Regions from separate parts of the Homo sapiens genome. Here all the other regions are linked to region 4. A link is a contact called in ENCODE Hi-C or POLR2A ChIA-PET data. All regions are on one chromosome and are shown on one strand. Each heading gives the region's core, a stretch centred on a gene start or an enhancer-like site at or near the end of the contact. The rest is flanking DNA. Distances are from core to core; before and after follow the strand shown.

Region 1 (2,700 bases), core at 104-2,603, 640 kb before region 4:
AAATCTGAAATCCAACATGCACGGCTCTGAAGTCTTTCACTGAGCCTTTGGGGGAAATATTTAACATCCTAACAGCCCTAAACCAACGCTCAATTAGCACAACAGTTTACAATCTTCTCTACCCACAGCCTGATGCGAGGCTCTGGGACTAGACTATTTAGCCAACAGTTCTTGCAAAATTAACTGACTTATAAGTAAATAGTAATTTCAACACCTCACTGCTAATGCTGTAACAACTCTGCAGACCTAGGGAGCAAGTACGGTTTGCAGAGCACTGGGAAGGCTCTGAAGTGACCTTTGAACTGGGCCTCAAAAAATTTTGGGTTTGGCAAAAGTCAAATCTCTTAGGCTTCAAATTCCAGGCACAAGGATTGTTGGGTTTGATTTCATTATCCAGAAGCAATGGGGATACAGAATTGTGATCTCATGTGTAGGGAACTGTGGGGGTTTTTTCTACTTTAACCCCAGTGAGACTTTGTAGAGTGTGGGGTAGAGAAAAGGCTCATGAATATGCCTGAAGCCTAACTCAGCACCTTTCTGAGGAACTGACTGCCAAAATGGTAATGGAGAGGGGAAAATATGACCTACTTTCACAAGTTACCTTGACTGCCTCAGGGAAACCTGCTGTGGTAGTGTTTCTTCTGGGTGAAAGACCAGGTAATTACCTGGGTGCTGGTCTCAGACTTACCAGTTTTGAATCCCTGTTTTAACCACTCACTATCGATATGACCTTGGATAAGTTACCTAACCTTTCTCTTACTGTCCTTTTCCGTAAAATGGGGATAACAGATAGTAGTTATTTCTATGAGTGGTTATGAGAACCAAGCTATTAGATAGCGGGAAAGCACACAGTAAGCGTTCAAGGAACTGCTATTGTTATTAAAAGCCTCCTTTGGAAGAAGGACATTGAGGCCCAGAGAGAGAACAGAACGTCCAGCCACACAGCAAATCCGTGATGAAGTTGGGACTGGAGTATGGGTCTCCTGAGTCTCAGCCCAGGACTCTATCCCTCTTCCCGAGTCCTCGGAGTTCCCGGATGGAGTCACATTTGTTCACGGCCAGGGAGGAAGGTTTGATGGAGGCCTGCAGGAAACAACAGCCAGGCGCAAGGCTTTGGGAGTTGAAGCATAGCTTCTGCGAGATAGAAACAAGGTTGACATGGGCACTCGTGCAGAATGACGGGCTCCTTTTGGACTCCCAGGACTACAGTCCCTTATGCACCTTGGGATCTGCGGCTAGCCCCTGCGTAAAGAGGGACGCGTAGTCTTTTCCCTGCCCCGCCCTGCCGGGGCGCCCGCCTCCGAGGCCGCCCTCGCTTCGTCCTTCCCAGCAAGCTCCGCGCCGGCGCCGGCTATTGATTGGCTGAGGCGGGAGCAGGCGGCTGGCCGGCAGCAGTTACTCGGGGTTTCCGGTGCGAGGCCAGAGGTGGGGAAGCCATCGGACGTCGGCGGTGAGGTACGTGCAGCGGCGGCCGGTGGGCGAGACTATTTGAGAGTGTGCGGGCCGGGATGTTCTCGGCCTGTGGGGAAATCACGCCAACTCCCCGCGTGGGCCGGGGGCTGTCTGGGGATATGCGCATGCGCGGGCGTGCCTCGCGGCTTGAGGGCGCGCGGGGCGTGGGTGGCTGCGCGCGCGGGGGGCGCACGTGGGGCCTGAGGGGCGGGGGCGGTGCCGGGAGTCCCGCCACGTCAGTCTCCGGCCCTGAGCCAATCCCGCGCCCGGCCTGCCGCGAGGGGGCCGGTTGTGCCGGGAAGTGGCTCCAGGGAGAAGAGGCCTCTTCCCTCACCCGCTGTGGGAGCTGCGCCCCGAAAGCCTGCCCCGGCACGTCGGGCTCTCCTGACCCGCCAAGACCAGAGAGCCGTTGGCGCCCTCCGCCCGGGCCTGCCGGTCCGTTTATTTTAAGAAGCTTTGTGCGCCTGCTGTGGGGATTTCTGATCCAGGCTGCGAAGAATTTCGAAGTCTGGAAAATAGCAACTGTGTTTGTTTCTAAAGGATCTTCTCCTGACCCAGCATCGCTCATCACAATGAAGAACCAAGACAAAAAGAACGGGGCTGCCAAACAATCCAATCCAAAAAGCAGCCCAGGACAACCGGAAGCAGGACCCGAGGGAGCCCAGGAGCGGCCCAGCCAGGCGGCTCCTGCAGTAGAAGCAGAAGGTCCCGGCAGCAGCCAGGCTCCTCGGAAGCCGGAGGGTGTGTGCCAGCTCTGCGTTGCCAGCGGGCAGGGGGAGGAGCTGTGGGGTCGGCCTCGCTTCTGGACTTACAGGCCGAGGCCAGGTTGTCCGGGAGGAGGAGATGTAGAATGAGAGGACAGTGCTGGGGGCCGCGGTCCCCCCTGCGCTCTGGCGAGTTGGCGGAGCTGCCCCCTCTAAGCACAGGAACAGAGTTCTGGAGAGAAGCTCCGACGGGATTAAGTCAGGTGGCAGCCAAACGAGGCACCCAGTCAGGAAATCCAGGTCCCGTTAGAAACACCTCAGCCACCAGCAGCTAACTGCCCTTCCTGTTTGAGGCATTTCTAGAATGATCTGAATGGCAAGAAATGGTTTTGTGGGGGGGAAGGAGATGGACTAGAAGTTGCTCCGTGCCATCCCTGTGTGCTGATGCTTTACATACTTTTATGATCTAACAAATATGTTCGGGTGGTAGTGAGAAATAGTTGTGTCATTTTACAAGTAAACAGACTTAAAGAAGTTAGGCAAC
Region 2 (2,811 bases), core at 224-2,723, 710 kb before region 4:
CCTCCTAAAATGCTGGGATTACAGGAATGAGCCACCATGTCCAGCCCATTTCTTTCTCTCTCTCTCTCTCTCTTTTTTTTTTTTTTAGAGACAGGGTCTCACTCTATCACCCAACCTGGAGTATAGTGACACAGTCATGGCACTGCAGCCTTGACCTCCCGGACTCAAGTGATCCTCTCGCCTCAGCCGCCCAAGTACAAGTGCTCATTACCATGCCTGGCTAATTTTTTTCTTTTAATTTATTTTTTGTGGAGATGGGGTCTCACTGTGTTGCCCAGTCTGGTCTTGAGCTCCTGGCCTCAAGTGATTCTCTGGCCTCAGCTTCCCAAAGTGTTAGGATTATAGACAAGCGTGAACCACCACACCCAGCCCTATTTTTCTATTTCTCATCTCCCAATAAGATTGCAACCTCAACTAGGGCTACCTACGTAGGCCTAATCAGAAAACCTGAGTTTAGTCTTACTTCTTTGTTTCCTTCTCTCCATAGCCTCATTGAGCAAGGCACTTCCCCTCTCTAGATGATTCGTTGTTCATATTCAGCCCAAGGTCTATGATTGCTGTTTTTGTTTTTAGAGACGGAGTTTTGCTCTTGTCTCCCAGGCTGGAATGCAGTGGCACAATCTCGGCTCACTGCAACCTCTGCCTCCCGGGTTAAAGCAATTCTCCTGCCTCAGCCTCCCAAGTAGATTACAGGCATGCGCCACCACACCCAGCTAATTTTTGTATTTTTAGTAGAGACCATGGGCAGGCTGGTCTCGAACTCCTGATCTCAGGTGATCCGCCCGCCTCGGCCTACCCAAAGTGCTGGGATTACAGGCGTGAGCCACAGCGCCCAGCCGATTGGTTTCAACTATTAGAAGAAGGGATAAACTGGCCCGGAGCGGTGGCTCAAGCCTGTAATCCCAGCACTTTGGGGGCGGGCGGATCACCTGAGGTAAGGAGTTCAAGACCAGCCTAGCCAACATGGTTGAAACACCGTCTCTAGTAAAAATACAAAAATTAGCCAGGCGTGGTGGCAGGCGCCTGTAATCCCAGCTACTCGGGGGGCCGAGGCAGGAGAATCGCTTGAACTCGGGAGGCAGAGTGTGCAGTGAGCCGAGATCGCGCCATCGCACTCCAGCCTGGGGGGACAAGAGCGAGACTGCGTCTCAAAAAAAAAAAAAAAAAAAAAAAAAAAAAAAGGAGGGATAAGCTTCTGGGAGAAAAAGTTCCGGGTAAAGAAATCTCACTATAAAAAAGAAATAGTAGCAGAAACAGCTGGGAACTCCTAGACACACTTAACTTTCTTAGGTATCCCTTCCAGTCTCCTCCCAACCACTCCTTTCCTATTTCATTTCCACTCCCCACCTTTAGTAGCTGCGGTCTCTTTAAGTGCGCACTTTCGGTGTAATGATAGGCGATTGGGCCAATAAAGCGTTTCGTCCTGGAGTTAACTGGTTTGTCCCTTTCGGGCTGCCGTCCTACAGATCCGCCATATTGTCTACTGAAAGCTGCCGCTGAAGCTGCCGCCGTTGCCTCCGCCGCCAAGAGTGAGCGAGCGGACCCGCGATGGGTGAGTGAGGAAACCACGCAGTAGGGTTCTTGGGCTCAGGGAGTGTCGGGGCCTGGGATTTGGCGAGAGCCTGTCTCCGGTCTGCGGAAGATGTCTGCATCCCCTCTAGCTAGGTCTGAGGGGAAAAGTCAGGCCGGGAGTGCCCCTCTTGCCAGTTTTGGGCCGAGCTAGGGCCCGTGCTGGAAGCAGTCCTTTGGTGCTGGTTTCGGGGACACCTTGGCACGCCTGGAGCCCCCCACATGGTGGCCTCGGGCAGGAGCCCACGTGTTCCTGGGAGGTAGAAAGGGGCCTACTCTCTGTCCTGCGCCCAGACTGGGGCTGGGGGACGGGCTCCCGGCGGCAGGCCTGGGCGGCGCTAAGGTAGCTTTCTCCTGGGTTGTGTTTGGCCAACGCGTGTCTTGACTAGATTCAGTGGCTCCCCTGAACTCAGGGAAGTCCTACCTACGTAGCGAGGTGGAGTCCTCTAGTGAGGGGACGTCAGGCGAGCCAGCACTAGGCCGGTAAGCATGGGCAGCCAGGCCGAGGGCAGCTTGCGCCGCTGAAGGCCGGGAGAACGGAATCAAGGCGGAAATAGTGTGGTTCGGTTGGGCTCAGAGTGGCATCGCTTGTGATGGTAGAACACCAAAGGCCAAGTCCTCTTGGCCATCTTTAGGTTGAGGACTTTAGGTTTCTGGGCTGGCCCTGGTAAGGAGAAAAGGAGCGACCTGTTGATCTTTCTGAGGGGACTCCGGCTGGCAAGGCCTCTGTTCAGAGAGAATACCATGGCGAAGTCTTTGGATTTAGAGACAGAACCAACAGTGGTAATTCCTCTAAAGCAGTAAAAATTGTGAAATTTGCTAAGCTCTTTCTACGTACGGGCATTGTTCTGATTGCTTTACATGTCTTGTTTTACTTAATTTGTACAACCTAAGGAAATAGATGCTACCATTGCCATTTTACAGATGTGGAAGCTGAGCTTTAGAGAGGTAAAGTAACTTACCCAAGGTCATGCAGTGGCTAAGCCAGGGTGAACACTCCCAAGCCTAGTTTGTAACTGCTGTTTGTTGTTGTTGTTGATAGAGTCTTGCTCTGTCGCCCAGGCTGGAGTGCAGTGACGCGATCTCGGCTCACTGCAACCTCCTGCCTCCCGGGTTCAAGCGATTCTCCTGCCTCAGCCTCCCGAGTAGCTGGGATTACAGGCACCCACCACCACGCCCGGCTGATTTTTGTGTGTTTTTGGTAGAGACAGGGTTTCGTCATGTTGGCCAGGCTGGTCTCGA
Region 3 (2,700 bases), core at 50-2,549, 740 kb before region 4:
CAAAAAAACAAAACAAAACAAAAACAAAAATTAGCCGGGCATGGTGGTGCACGCCTGTAATTTCAGCTTGTTGGGAGGCTGAGGCAGGAGAATCGCTTGCACCCAGCAGGTGGAGGTTGCAGTGAGCCGAGATCGAGCCACTGCTCTCCAGCCTGGGCAACAGAGACTCCATCCCCTCAAAAAACAAAATAATAAAATAAATACACCCTCCTGCCTGAGGGACCTTGCACTAACTATTCCCTCTGCCTGAAATGCCCCCTTTCTCCAGAAATCTGCACCACTGACTCACTCATTTCCTTCATGTGTTTACTCAAGTCAACTCTGAAGCCTGCTCTGCCTGCCCTATTTAAAACTGCAACCCCATCCCCCTTTCCTGTTTTTCCTTCACACCATTCCCATCTAACATACTACAGAATTTACCAATTTTGTTCATGTCTATCTCCTCCCACTTGACTGTAAGCTCTATGACTATTAATGAAATATCTACTAATTCATTCAATTAATTGAATACTGCTATTAAGTGCCAAGCACTGTGCTAAGCAATGGAGCTACAAGATGACTAAAACTGCTTGTAGGTCTTGTGAGGGAAGAATCCTAATGACAATAAATGTAGCTCATTTAGTCAATGCTTCTCCAAACATCGTGATGGCTAATACTAAAACAGACTCAGTTCTGCATGCTCTATTTCATTTAACCCTCACCGAAACCTACACGGTGACCATCAGCAGCCTCATCGTAAAGCATAAAAAAACAAGATTGCAAGGCTGGGAAATGGCAGTCAGGATCTGAACCACGGTGTTGACAATGAGAACGGTGAGTAACGTCAAATGTGAGAAATATTTAGGACTTAGGCTCACAAAGACTAAGGCAAAGATCGGATGTGGGGGCCGAGGGAGGGAGGAAATGACTCCTGGATTTTGACTGGGGTGGACTAAAGCGCAGTGAGGCCTAAGAGAAGGATGAAGCGCAACGTGGGGCTGGGCTGGAGGTGCCTGCGGACCGGTCAGGGATATGGTCCACCCCTAGGGGAGCGGAGAGGCGGCTCCGCACCCTCCTCCGGTCGCCGCCGCCCCGGTCCAGGAGATGCTGAGAGAAGACACGCACGGGAAGAGCAGGAGGTGGGTTCCGTTCCCCTCCCTCTTGAGTCTCTTCACCAGCAGCTGCAGGAAGGGCGTGGGGGACCGAGAGACAAAGAGCGCGCAGGCACCGCCTCCGTCCGGGCGGCCCCTTTAAGAAGCGCGCGCCAGCTTCCAGCCCGCCTTGTATGCAAATGTAGCGGCGCGGCGGGAGCGCGCGGCTGATACCCGGGACTGGGCTGCGGCGGTTAGTCCTCTCCCGGCCGCCGTCGCCTCCGACATATTGCCCGCAGGAGCTGCGGCGGCGAAGCGGAGAGCACCGGGGGGAGGAGATGGGTGAGCAGAGCGGCTCAGGCTCGGCCTGGCAACGAGCGGGCGCACGGGTTAGGATGGCCAGGCTGCTAATTGCTGCTCCACGCGGACAGGAGCCCGGTGACGGGAGGGGGAGGGGATGCGAGCGCAGACGGGATCCCGCCCCCTCCTGTCGTTTTGCGGGGTGGGGCCTCTGTTGTGGGGGCGGGACATTGGACGGTGGGCGGGGCTTCTAAGACGAAGCCCTGTGGGGGCTTGGGCTTTCGTGAGGACCAGCTCGTCGGGGCTAGAAAGGGGGGCGGGACTTACCAGTGGGCGTGGCTTCAGCGCTAAGGGTGGAGATTCTGGGCAGGGGGCGCTAGTGCAGTCGGCGTTTCTGGGTTGGAGGGGTTACACTGGGGGCGGTGGAGCGGGGAGACTTCCGACTGAGGGAGCCCATTCTGGAGTGGGGCTTCTGGGCTGAGAGGGCTTTTATTGGCTTGTGGGCGGGGTTTCTGGGCTGACAGTTGTGTGTAGGCGGAGCTTCTGGGCTGAGGGGCTTTATGTGGGTGCAGAGCTTCTAAAGAGAGGAGAGTGGGTGTGGGCAGAGCTTCTGGACTGGACTAAGGGTGTTTGTGTGGGATTTTCTAAGCCAAGTATAACAGCGTATGAACAGAGCTTCTGGTCTGGGGGTTTATGGAGGGCAGAGCTCTTCGCCAGGTACTTTTTAGAGACTTGTGGAGGTTTATAATTTTGGGCATACATCCAAGCCCAAAATTGGCTCCGAAGTGTGGGAAACGCTTCCGAGCTGAGATGCTACGGCGTGGGGTGTATGTGAATGGAGGCTGCTGTGTTACTGTGAAGAGGTATGAACAGGTTATAACTTTTTAAAAATATGTATATGTATGTATATATATTTTTTAATAGAGACCGGGTTTCGCCATGTTGCCCAGGCTGGTCTCCAACTCCTGGTCTCAAGCGATCCTCCCGCCTCGGCCTCACAAATTGCTGAGATTACAGTCGTGAGCCACCACACCCAGTCAGGTTGTGACTTTTTTAGGTGCTTAGGAGCTTTGTGCAGAACTTTTGTGCGAAGTGGTGCGTGGGAGCTTGGGCTAGACTGCTCAGCCTAGTAGGTCCAATTTTTCAGTCCACAGCCACAGGATTCTCCCAGCCATATCCTTGACCCTTTATTTAGGCCCTGGGTCCTGCCCATGAGATCCCAGAATGCCCTTTGAGCTGAATCATGGGGCCCTGGATGAAAAAGCTGTCCCAAAGTTACCCAGAGTTATAGGCCTCCAGAAACTTATGTCTGAATGGGGCCCAATGTGTA
Region 4 (2,700 bases), core at 80-2,579:
AACCTGGGAGGCGGAGGTTGCAATGAGCCGAGATTGGGCCACTGCACTCCAGCCTGGGCGACAGAGCGAGACTCCGCCTCAAAAAAAAAAAAAAAAAAAAAGATAGTGTGATGGTTGCACAACCTTGTGAACATACTAAAACCCACTGAATTGTGCACTTTAAAAGGGTGAATTTTATAGTATGTGAAGTACATCTCTAAAAAGAAAAAACAGAACAGGCTGTGTGGCCCAACTGATTTATCACTACTCTTAGAAGGAAGCCCAATTTAAAATTGAACAGAATAAGGCCTGCAAGGCTCCCGTGACTTGGTCCCTGCCTACCTCTCTTAAACAAATAAATAAAATGTATACTATGTAGAAACAATAACAAAAAAAAGGCAGAGCAAGGTATGGGGCAGTTCTGGTGCCAGAGGGTTTGTTATTTAAATAAAGTGGTCGGAAATCATGCGTCGCTGATAAGGTGACAACAGTCAGAAGCCTGAAAAAGTTAAGGGGTAAGCAATATAAATATTTAAGTGCTTCCTCATAACTTTGCTCACTCCACTCCAGCTAAATTTGCCACAATTTCTGTTTCCTCCATCTGAAATGCTCTCCCTCCTTATTCTTCCATTCTTCCTCTGGTTCACTTCTACTCCTGTAGTTCTTGGTAACAAACGGAACATTTGTGGAGTGAGGGGGGGGGATCCATTTCCTTCAAGGCGCAGTTTGGAGGTCACTTCCTCAGGGAAGCCTTCCCTTCTCTCTTTCCCTTTAAAGCTCCCAGTATAGCATCTTCCAGTACTTACTTGAACCGTAATGGGTCATTTTTAACGTCTGATCCCCTTCAGACAAGCTCTGGCAGGCCCTTGACGTATCCCCAGCGACTAAGCACCACGTCTGGCACTTAATAGGGGGGTGGAATGGGAGTCCTGGATTCAAAGTTTGGCTCCAACACAAGACAACTGGACGCAAGAGGTGAGCCCACTGTGATTTCTGGGGAACCCAGGGAAGGGCTGCTTGATTGACTGACCGACCAGCAGTGAGATCTACAGGCTCTCTCAGAGCTGCGCCAGCGCCGAGTCCCCGGCCCCACATACTTAGAACCCCGTAATGGGGCTCAAAATCACTGAACCTCGGGCTCCTAATCCCCAACGGCGCATTTCCAACCCCCAGGCCTGACCTGCAGGTTCCGGGTGATAAGGTGCAGTTTCTCTTCAGGGCTGGGAGCGTCCCCCATGGCTCCGCTACCCCTGCTTCCCCCGCTCAGCCCGGCACCAGAGCCCCTTCCTGGGTCACCGTCGCCGCCGCGTGCCGGGAACTGTCACGCGAGTCCAGCCAGGTTGCATCAGCTGGGCTCGGCGCTCCGCTTACTCGGCCTGGACCCCTCCGGCAGCGGCCGGAAAAAGTGAGGAGCAGCAGAGAGTCGAGCAGGTCGATGAGACGGGAAAAGGTGGAGCCAGTGGGCACGGTGGGCGGTGCGGAGGGCGGGGCTGAGGCGCCTGAGCGGGGCACAACCCTCCTAGAGGCGGGACGGTTTCCTGCCAATCACTGCTGGTTTGCCCTCCCCCTGGTGTTGGCCCGGCTGACTCGGGGTAGGGGAGGTCGGGGAGGGGGCGATAAAATGGCGCAGGGGGCGGAGTGAGGCGCAGTCGTTCGCCCAGGCTTTGGCCCGGCTTCCGGAGGTGAAGAGCGGGAGGGACGAGGGGGTCGGCGTTACCCGGCTTGGAGGGGGATGGGGGCGCCTGTTGCTTCTCCAGGGGGTTGCGCACGCCGTCCGCCCCTTGGAGGGATTGGGAGGCCCACGCCCTGCTGCGAGAAGGGCGCGTTCTAGCTCCTGAGGTGATGGCGAGGGAATGTCCCTGCCCCTCCACCTCCAAGTCGGCGGGCGACAGATGCCCCTCACCCCGCTGAGGAAAAGGGAAGCTCCCTGGTCGTCTTGAGAGTCGGGGAGCGCCGTCTGCAGTCCCCTGCCCAGTGGGGGTGGGGGCCGCCTCTGTCCCGGCCGGCTCGGCGGGAGGCTGTTGCTGGCGGGAAGATAGCCGCGGGCTTTTCTGCCGCGTCTCGCGGGTGGGGGCAGGAAGAGGACGACCCATTCCCTGGGGAGATCTGAGGACGGTGGTCCCCGGGAGAGGAGCGCACAGCACAGGCCTGCTGAGGGGCGGGTTTGCCCCTACTGGGGGAGGGGCGGGGAGAAAACTCTCGCTTCTCCCGCTTTCCGCCGGGAGGCGGGAATTCGCGGTGTCCCCGGGGGAGGGAGACGCAAAGGCCCTTCCTGGAAGGCGACACCGTCCCGGGCCGTTGCATTTGTGAGAGAGAGCCAAGGCAGTATCCTCCAAAGGTTGGGCCTGGGCCACCCTTTCTCCGGCTCCTCAAGGGCTGGAGGCGGCGTCACCAGTTACTTCCAGGGCAAGAGGGAAAGCAGTTATTACCTCAGTGGGCCCTGGAAAGGTCCTAGAAGTGGTTGAATTGCCCACGGCCTGCCCTAACCTGATCTCCGGTGTTTTGTGTATTTATTAGGGACTCCAAGCTCTACCAGACCTGCCTGAAGTGTTTTAAAGCACATTTTCTTTTTGAAAAGAAACCTGTTGCTGCAGCTTAGCGCATCTGTTCTCTGTGTCCATGTGGGAGGAGAATCCTGGCACCCTCATCTAGTGAAATGTTACCTAAAGCAAAGATTTGCAGCCCTGGGTTGTTTTTTCCGTCCTGCAGTGTTTTTAGTTA
Region 5 (2,700 bases), core at 91-2,590, 880 kb before region 4:
AATACTCTTCACCTGAAAAACTAGCAGTACTTTACAAAAGTTTATGCTCCTGAACACTCTACAGGCCAGAGTGTAGGATTTTGGGCAACAGACAAACTTCTTTTCGTTAGCTCTCAGGGGCCCCAGACTAGGATAGGATGGCATCATTGACAAATTTGAAAATTTACTTTGAAGTCATGAAACGTGGGAGAAAAAAATGTATAGAACAACAACAAAAAAACACATCACATCCTTTCTGGGGGAAAAAAATTAAAATCCCAGAGCCAGAAGATCATAGTGCCGCTGGAGGAGACTTATACCCCCTTTCCTCATACTTGAACCTGAAGACCCACGGACAAGATGCTCCCGGAAAGAACTCCCCAACCCAACACACCAGGGTTCACTATCGCCACACACAAAGACCAAGGGGAAGGGCCTCTAGGATGCCTGCTCACACACTGGACACACGCCGGCACACCCTACCACACTCCTGCCTCTGCCACGCACCTTCTCACCGACACACACCATGTTCTCCCCCCACACTCACCCGCTCTTTACCACACTCTCAACTCTCTCCTCCCCCATTTACTCACTCATTCTACCACCACCCCTCATGCCCACACGCTCCCCACACACCCATACCCTCCCCTGCCCTCACCCACATTCCCCCAACATCGACACTGCCTCCCGACGCGCTCCCACTCCCCCCACCTCCTCGCACGGACACTCAGCCCTGTCCCCCACTCACACGCCCTCCCTTCACCAACTCACTCTCCCCCACGCTCGCACAGCTCTCTCCCTTCCACACACACGAGCCCGCCCCTCGCTCACCCACCCTCGCTCCCCCGCCCCGGCCCGGCCCGGCCCTCCTTCCGGGGACGTGTCTCCGGCCTGCACTAATGGCTGCGGCGCCTCCCGCCCTCCCCTTCCCCGAGGCCCCCGGCGCCGGCGCGGGGGCCGCCCGGGAGGGGCGCACTCACGCTGGCGAGCTGGGGACTGGGCATTGAAGTCCGGCGGTGGCGGGAGCGAGGAGGCGCCTCTCTCCTCAGTCACCTCGGCGGCGGCGGCGGCGGCGGTAGCGGTGGCGGCGGCGGCGACGACTCCCCCCCAGCCTCGGCGCGCGACACCCGGCCCGGCCCGGCGGCGGCGGCGGCGGCGCGTCTCCACGAGTCCGTCTTGCTGCTGCTGCTGCGGCCGCCGCTGCGTCTCCTGCTGCCGCCGCTGCCTCCGCTGCCGCCGCTGCCCTGTGGCGTCACCTCGCGCCGTGCCCGGCCGCCGCTGCCGCTCCAGCCGCTCCCGGACAGACGACGGTTACAGCCCGGCCGATCGCGCCGCCACCACCACCGCTGCGCGCGCAGCCGGAACCAGCTCCCGCCGCCGCCCCTCAGGGGGCGCTGCGGGGCGCGGCGCGCAGGGCCACCGGCCCGCCCTCCGCGTTCGCTGACTGGCTGGCTGGCCGGCTCGCGGGCAGTTGGGCCCGCCCACCTGCCCCGCGGGGCGCTGACCCACTGCCCTGGGCGCCTCCCCCGCTCCTCCTCCTCGTGGTTCGTTCCGCTCCGCACTCCCGGCTACGGAAGGCGAGTCCATGTGATCGGGGAGGGAAGGCAGAACGTGGCCTGGGGAGTCGCTCGCCCACGCTGCGCCCCGCCCATCCGCACCTGGGCTGGGTCGAGGGCCTGCAGCCGAGGTGTGACCTGCAAGGTCGAAGGGTTCTTTCTCGCTACTTGGCCCTAAGGCCTCGGGTCAGATCCTGATGGGACGGGGTGGCCGCCACGTCCTGGGCTTGGGGATTTCCAACTCAGAAGTGGGAACCTGGCCAGCTCAGTTCTCGGCTGCCCTTCCTGAGGCCCCAAATGAATGGCGTGTGCATCTTCGTCGAAGATATTAATACGCCACCCCCAGCTCTGCCCACAAGACACACACCCACCCTAAGAACTGTCCCTGACAAGCCAAAATTCAGACTTTCAGGATGTAGGATCTTGGGCAAGTGATTCCAAGTATTATCAACTATTAAATGGAAATAATAATCAGCTACCTCATGGGCTCTTTCACGTATCGATAACAACGTATGAAAACGCTTGAGAAGGGCCAGGCGCGGTGGCTCATACCTGTAATCCCAGTACTTTGGGAGGCCGAGGAGGGCAGATCACAAGGTCAGGAGTTCGAGACCAGCCTGGCCAACATAGTGAAACCCTGTGTCTGCTAAAAATACAAAAATTAGCTGGGCATGGTGGCGCCCGCCCGGAAGGAGGGCCGTAATCCCAGCTACTCGGGAGGTTGAGGCAGGAGACTCACTTGAACCCGGGAGGCGGAGTTTGCAGTGAGCCGAGATCGTGCCACTGCACTCCAACCTGGGCGACAGAGTGAGACTCCGTCTCAAAAAAAAAAAAGAAAGAAAAAGAAAACGCTTGAGTTGAGAAAGTGAGAAAGAAGAGACCCTGAATTTCAAGCTTTCCGACTTAATGTCACCTTTAACGACGCAGATTATCGTAGAGATTCTCAGGTGGAAAGGTTTTTGCCTCTTGCATTTGGAAGCTAGCCAGAAATTCTTTGCCAGATCATGCGTCCTGAGTTTTGGTTTGGAAAATGTGGTCACTAGCGAGCTAGGAGGCTGGTTTGGGCCACGACCAGATGGCAAAGTGCGGCATTGGAGGCTGGCTTGGGAGGGAGATGTCTCCCCCTGGGAATTGCGGGTTGGGGAGGGTCTGTTCTTTCTGTCCA
Region 6 (2,700 bases), core at 57-2,556, 660 kb after region 4:
GGTCTCACTTCGCTGCCCAGGCTGGTCTCAAACTCCTGGACTAAAGCGATCCTTCCGTCTCAGCCTCCCAGAGGGCTGGGATTACAGGCATGAGCCTCCGTGCCTGGACTAGCTAATGATTATTAAACACTTTCTGTGTGTCAGACATGTGTCACGCTCTTTACATACCTTCTCCCATTTATTCCTCTCAACAACTGTCTCAGGAAGAGGCAAGTATTATCATTCCCATTTTACAGCTGGGAAAATGCAGGCATAAAGAAGCTAAGTAATTTGCCCAAGGTTTCACAACGCGGGTGGTATGACCTGCATCCTTCATTTGAAAGTAAGAACTTTCAGACACAAGCAGCTTGACTTCAGAGACTTTTACCTAAATAGTCTCATTTAACCTTCATAACACCCTGTGATGTAAGTTCTCTTACATTACTTGCATTTTATAGATGAAAATTCCAAAGACAAAATAGATGGCAGTAATTTGTTCAAGGCCACACAGCTGCGAAGTAGTTGAGTTGGGATTTGGATCCATGTCTGACTACAAAGCCCCCATTCTCAACACCACATTAGATTGTTCATGCCCCAAAGTATTCACAGTGGTACAGAGCACCCGCATTTATATGAGGATTATTTTGTAATAATGATTAACATTCTTCCAACACCTAGGAAGTGCCAAGCTCTGTACTAACTGATTTACATAATAATAGCTAACAATCGCTGTGCATTATTAGGAGCCAGGCCCTGAGCTAATCGTTTTAGGTGTATTATCTCATTGAAAGTTCACAAAACTCTGTGACATGGATGCCATTACTACCCTCATTTTATGGTTGAAGAGAACGAGGTTCAGAATTCTTCCAAAGTCACACAGCTTAGCTGTAAGCTGGAAATTAAAGCTACAACTGTCCAGTTCTCTCCTGCCTATCGGGCTGGTCACCTCTAGTCATTCTCTCTTCTTATTTCTTATTGTGTCTGCTTTGATCTTTCAGGGTCTGAGGCTCTCACTTCGACCCCTCAGTAGAACTGGGCCCCCTTCTGCTCGAGTGCCCTCCCATTGGGCGGTGCTGTTATCCGGAAGCCTATGGAAAAGGCCAGGATCGCAACAGGTCCCGCCCCCATGTGTCGCGCCCGTTCCGATTTGTTCCAGTGCCAGGGTCCGTTAGAAGATGACATATCTATTGGCTGAAGACGTCTGAAAGGCAGCAAACGGAGGGGGCCGCCCCCGGCGCTCGCGCGGTTCCTTCTGGGAATTGTGGTCTCAGACGTTCCATTCCCAGGGTGGCGCCGCTCGGACTCCGCGTCCCAGCATTCCCCGCACGAGCCCGGGAGCACTTCCGCCCTGTTGTGAAGTGGGTGTCTCGGTGGGTGAGTCCGGGTGGCGGGGCGGGGGCAGCTGAGACGCAGGCTCTGGGCTGGAGACTTAGGAGGTGGTGGTGACACAGGGGGCTGGGGAAGGTGAGAGGGGAGAAAGAAGCTTATATGTGGGGGTGGAGGGTGAGGGACGGTCAAAGGATGTAGAGGCCGGAGATGGGAAGGGTCATACAGGGGTCGGGGATGAGGAGGCGATAGAGGGCCCTGGGAATGAGGAGGGCCTTAGAAGGGTCTGAAGGTGAGGGGGTTGAGGGAGGTTTTGGAGGTGGGAGAGTCATAGAAAGGTCTGGAGACCACAGAGGAAAGGATAGAGGGTCTGGGGCCCTGGCAAGAAGTGAAGAGGGCCTGAGCTTGAAGCCCGACCTTAAAAATAGTGTTTCAATCTCTACCTTCCCATCTAGAACAAGCATATCTAATTTGTTACCTCCCTAATGATTGTTACCTCTGGAACCCAGTGGATGGGACTGGCTATTGTGTTCTGCCCCAAACCTGCACTTCTTTCCTTATGTCTTATGGAAGTCAGTGGCACGATCATCCCATTTACCTACCTACCTACCTACTTACCCACTGATTCCTCTTGCATTCTTCCACGTCCAAGGATCTTCCGATCTTTAATTTCTTTAATATCTTTTCAGTCGGCCTCTTTCTTGTAGGGTTTTCGCAGAAGCCTTTTCAGTTTCCCAGCATGAACACACACATTGCACCTAGTGTGATCTGTTTCACCTACAAATCTGATTATGCCTTCTGCTTGAAAACTTTCATTGGCACCCAGCACCTGTAAAGTCCAAACACCTTGTCCTTCATAAACTCCTTTTGCAGCCTAATCTTCATGCACCTCACACTCCAGGGCTGTCAAGGTTTTCCTCGTTTCCTGGGTAGGCCATTTGGTTTTCCATCATTATATATGCTGTTCTCTCAGCTTAGAATATTCTCTCCTTGCCCTTCACCTTCTTTGCCAAGAGAACTTCTTTAACTTAAAAAAATTTCAACTCTTACTTTGCTCAATTCCCTTAAGCAAATTAAGTCACCCCCAACCCTCAGCTCCCATAACTTCTCCTATTACCACATTTGATCATAATTATCTGTGAAGTGTGTGTCTCTTCCATTAGACTGTGAACATCTCCAGGACAGGAACAGTGTCTCAATCACCTCTGTTTCCCCATTGCCCAGTCTAGAGCAGTAAACACTTGATGTAAAGCAGTAAATACTTGATGTATGTATGTGTGAATGAAGACCATGCAGGGTAAGCTTTGCTATACCAGCCTTGAAGACTTCTATTGCCAGTGGATTTCCAGGGCAGGAGCTTTAGTCTTCCTCTGCCTGGCAAGGCTATCTGCTGGA
Region 7 (2,700 bases), core at 109-2,608, 800 kb before region 4:
GTAGAGATGAGGTCTCATTATATTGTCCAGGCTGCTCTCGAACTCCTAGCCTCAAGTAATCCTCCCACCTAGGCCTCCCAAAGTGCTGGGATTACAGGCATAAGCCACCGCACCGGTCCCCAAAGACTTTTGAAAAGTGTGGGCTCATTAGGAGAACTAATCCAGAAGGAAAAGAGATGGGAGTGAGTGCTTTAAATGGAAGAAGAAAATAATCTGCGGAGGGAAGGGAAAGTTAGAGAGGGCACCAGGCTTTTGATGGCTTATGGGACAAGTAGGGACCTAAGGCTCCACTTGCATATAGCACACCAGGATGTGGAGAACGTCGTAGGCGACTGTCCACTATGTACCTTGCCTTTGAGAGTAGTGGCAAGGGTCTCTTTGAGCAAGTCTGGAGTGGTAGAAGAAGCCATCCTAATGATGCAACCAACGTGGATTAAGGATCTGGTCTCTACCTCACTTTTTGAAGGAAGAAACACTTAATTGGCAATAATGACGGCGAAACAAAACAAACACAATTCAGAAAAAGCAGTAAAATATGTAAAAAGAGCTAAAATGCTGCTTAAGATTTCCCGTACCAACAATGTCAACCGTTTTAGAACCGACTGGAATATATGTAATACTGGAAATATATATACTGGAAACAACTTCTTGTGTTCCCTGATGTCTGGGACCCTTTTCTTTGCTAGACTTCAGATCTCTGATCTGAACCATCCCTCTTAGTTCAAGTACTCCAATCGCCTTCAGTGTTTCCACCAAGCCGTCCTTCCTCAATTTCTCCCTCCAGGTTTCCCTTCCCCAACTTTCCCCCTGCATCAGACTCTCCCTCAGCCTTCCTTTCTCCCTGTGCAGTCTGTCTCACTCCTGTCTTCCTCCCCAGGCGGTCTCAATTCTCTCTCCCTCCCCTTTCCGTGACCCTCTCGGCAGTCTTTTACTTCCTTACTTCGGTGACCGCCCCCCACCCCACTCCCCACAGCCTCCCTCCACTGCTCAGCCGTTGGAGAGGGCGTGGCCCCGCGAGTAACAGGTCTCCCGCCCCACACTCCGCGGGCCCGCGCGCAGACAAAGACATTCCACAGCTCCCGCCCCCTCCACGCCAGAAAGGGGAGGAGACACGTGTTCCGCTAGCGCCGAGTCACGTGGAAAACGAAACGAACGGAGCCCACTGCCTCCCGCGCATGCGCATCAAGCTCTGGCCTGGCGGGAGCGGAGGGAAAGCCAGAGTCGGGAGGCGACTTCTCGGACGCCGCGGCGGTGCGCAGGCGCCGTGGCCGGACTGGGGACTTTGTTCTCCGCGGAGAAACCCAAGGGCGGTGCCGGTGGCTGGCTGCGCACGCGCGCCGCCTCATTTCCGGTGCTCTCTCTCGCTGGGTCGCTCGGGTCGGCTTCGGTCGCTACCGCTCCCGCTCTGCCACCCCCGCCAACCGCCGCTCGGGCCTCCGTCGCTGCCGCGTCGCTTTCTCGCTCCTTGGATCGCACATCCTCCCAGATGCAGCGCCGGGACGACCCCGCCGCGCGCATGAGCCGGTCTTCGGGCCGTAGCGGCTCCATGGACCCCTCCGGTGCCCACCCCTCGGTGCGTCAGACGCCGTCTCGGCAGCCGCCGCTGCCTCACCGGTCCCGGGGAGGCGGAGGGGGATCCCGCGGGGGCGCCCGGGCCTCGCCCGCCACGCAGCCGCCACCGCTGCTGCCGCCCTCGGCCACGGGTCCCGACGCGACAGTGGGCGGGCCAGCGCCGACCCCGCTGCTGCCCCCCTCGGCCACAGCCTCGGTCAAGATGGAGCCAGAGAACAAGTACCTGCCCGAACTCATGGCCGAGAAGGACTCGCTCGACCCGTCCTTCACTCACGCCATGCAGCTGCTGACGGCAGGTAAGGGGGCCTCCCGTGTCCCTCTGGGTCGCCCGGCCATCCCGGGCATGAGTGGCCCTGGCTTTGTTCCTCTCGCTTCCCGCCCCCTCGGGACCGAGGCAGTCGGGAGTTCCGGTCTCATCCTCATTTTTGGGAGCCTGGATTCCACATTCCCACCTCAGCCCGGAGTGCGTGGGAGAATTTCTAGGCTGCAGTGGAGGCCCGAAGGCGACTTTGCGATCCCCTAGCGCTAATGTCTTGATGGATAGTGCTGAGCTCCCCGCCCCTTTCCCGACTCTTCCCTCCTCCCTCCTCTTGCGGCTGCCGGGCGCGCAGATTCTTCCAGAAATGAACCTTCATTTCCCCCTTTCCCTGAAGGGAAACCCTTTTTGATCGCGGGTGGCGATGAGCGCCTCGACCGAGGTGTAGGAGGTGAAGACAGCCAGAGCGGGGAGGGACCGTGGGAGGAAGGGCCGAGGTGAGGTGGGGTGAGGCTGGAATGCCCTGTCCAGTGCCTTGCTGTCGCTGGGGCCGAGCCGGACTTAGCGGTAACCGCAGCTTAAGTTGCTGGGAGGAAGGAGCGATTTATGTGGATCGGAGCTTGAGGTTTCCGAATCAGATTTCCGACTAAGGCTGATAAAATAAGAATTGCTACTGAGCCATTTTACACCGTGTGTTCACTGTCGTTGAAGGAGTGAAGTAACCCTAGAGACAGTGAAATGGGACGATAGGGACTCCCGCGTAGTTCACATGACGTTTCCCAACGAGATGGACAGAAATTGAGAGAAGTTGCATGATGCTTGTACTGAAAGGCTTGGCCTTTTTGTTGCTGTTTTTTACATTTTTGATTCAG

The links. A loop is a pair of places that touch in the nucleus more often than their neighbours do. ChIA-PET counts read pairs that join two places held with the same protein, here RNA polymerase II (POLR2A). Pooled maps may share reads with other maps.
Region 1: a loop to region 4 is called in a pooled map, with 13 times the contacts of the local background. The contact joins the promoter of TXLNA here to the promoter of YARS1 in region 4. A Hi-C loop is called at or near these places in 1 of 37 single-sample maps with no recorded cell type and 10 of 50 pooled maps. POLR2A ChIA-PET finds 5 or more read pairs at or near these places in 4 of 52 experiments (CD4-positive, alpha-beta T cell, H1, K562 and 1 more).
Region 2: a map of CD8-positive, alpha-beta T cell shows a loop between it and region 4 (13-fold over the local background). The contact joins the promoter of KPNA6 here to the promoter of YARS1 in region 4. A Hi-C loop is called at or near these places in 3 of 168 maps with a recorded cell type or tissue (B cell, CD8-positive, alpha-beta T cell and naive thymus-derived CD4-positive, alpha-beta T cell) and 12 of 50 pooled maps. POLR2A ChIA-PET finds 5 or more read pairs at or near these places in 2 of 52 experiments (activated B cell and activated T-cell).
Region 3: a loop to region 4 is called in a map of OCI-LY7, with 36 times the contacts of the local background. The contact joins the promoter of TMEM39B here to the promoter of YARS1 in region 4. A Hi-C loop is called at or near these places in 4 of 168 maps with a recorded cell type or tissue (B cell, CD4-positive, alpha-beta T cell, CD8-positive, alpha-beta T cell and 1 more), 5 of 37 single-sample maps with no recorded cell type and 14 of 50 pooled maps. POLR2A ChIA-PET finds 5 or more read pairs at or near these places in 4 of 52 experiments (AG04450, BJ, activated CD4-positive, alpha-beta T cell and 1 more).
Region 5: a map with no recorded cell type shows a loop between it and region 4 (12-fold over the local background). The contact joins the promoter of PTP4A2 here to the promoter of YARS1 in region 4. A Hi-C loop is called at or near these places in 9 of 37 single-sample maps with no recorded cell type and 10 of 50 pooled maps.
Region 6: a map of gastrocnemius medialis shows a loop between it and region 4 (5-fold over the local background). The contact joins the promoter of ZSCAN20 here to the promoter of YARS1 in region 4. A Hi-C loop is called at or near these places in 3 of 168 maps with a recorded cell type or tissue (CD4-positive, alpha-beta T cell, gastrocnemius medialis and posterior cingulate gyrus), 3 of 37 single-sample maps with no recorded cell type and 10 of 50 pooled maps.
Region 7: a pooled map shows a loop between it and region 4 (24-fold over the local background). The contact joins the promoter of KHDRBS1 here to the promoter of YARS1 in region 4. A Hi-C loop is called at or near these places in 4 of 37 single-sample maps with no recorded cell type and 12 of 50 pooled maps.

The regions. Positions count from the first base shown.
Region 1 is chr1:32,178,322-32,181,021 of GRCh38, forward strand. TXLNA (taxilin alpha) reads left to right here and starts at 1,354. Exons shown (of 11, transcript NM_175852.4): 1 at 1,354-1,455; 2 at 1,993-2,193. The coding sequence starts at 2,025. RefSeq lists enhancers at 532-1,291, 1,292-2,050, 1,938-2,017, 2,138-2,297, 2,308-2,357 and silencers at 1,228-1,417, 1,558-1,737.
Region 2 is chr1:32,106,583-32,109,393 of GRCh38, forward strand. KPNA6 (karyopherin subunit alpha 6) reads left to right here and starts at 1,474. Exons shown (of 14, transcript NM_012316.5): 1 at 1,474-1,552. The coding sequence starts at 1,549. RefSeq lists enhancers at 1,168-1,686, 1,300-1,729, 1,687-2,204.
Region 3 is chr1:32,071,640-32,074,339 of GRCh38, forward strand. TMEM39B (transmembrane protein 39B) reads left to right here and starts at 1,300. Exons shown (of 9, transcript NM_018056.4): 1 at 1,300-1,412. The coding sequence starts at 1,409. RefSeq lists an enhancer at 699-1,304.
Region 4 is chr1:32,816,029-32,818,728 of GRCh38, forward strand. It overlaps YARS1 (tyrosyl-tRNA synthetase 1), which reads right to left and starts at 1,330. Exons shown (of 13, transcript NM_003680.4): 1 at 1,160-1,330. The coding sequence starts at 1,216. It overlaps S100PBP (S100P binding protein), which reads left to right and starts at 1,625. Exons shown (of 7, transcript NM_022753.4): 1 at 1,625-1,661. RefSeq lists enhancers at 442-943, 944-1,443, 1,192-1,501, 1,869-2,038, 2,472-2,581.
Region 5 is chr1:31,937,028-31,939,727 of GRCh38, forward strand. PTP4A2 (protein tyrosine phosphatase 4A2) reads right to left here and starts at 1,341. Exons shown (of 6, transcript NM_080391.4): 1 at 960-1,341. RefSeq lists enhancers at 498-547, 1,658-1,927 and silencers at 728-1,067, 844-1,015, 1,218-1,597.
Region 6 is chr1:33,471,339-33,474,038 of GRCh38, forward strand. ZSCAN20 (zinc finger and SCAN domain containing 20) reads left to right here and starts at 1,307. Exons shown (of 8, transcript NM_001377376.1): 1 at 1,307-1,353.
Region 7 is chr1:32,012,510-32,015,209 of GRCh38, forward strand. KHDRBS1 (KH RNA binding domain containing, signal transduction associated 1) reads left to right here and starts at 1,359. Exons shown (of 9, transcript NM_006559.3): 1 at 1,359-1,868. The coding sequence starts at 1,487. RefSeq lists silencers at 1,568-1,777, 2,258-2,367 and an enhancer at 1,594-2,164.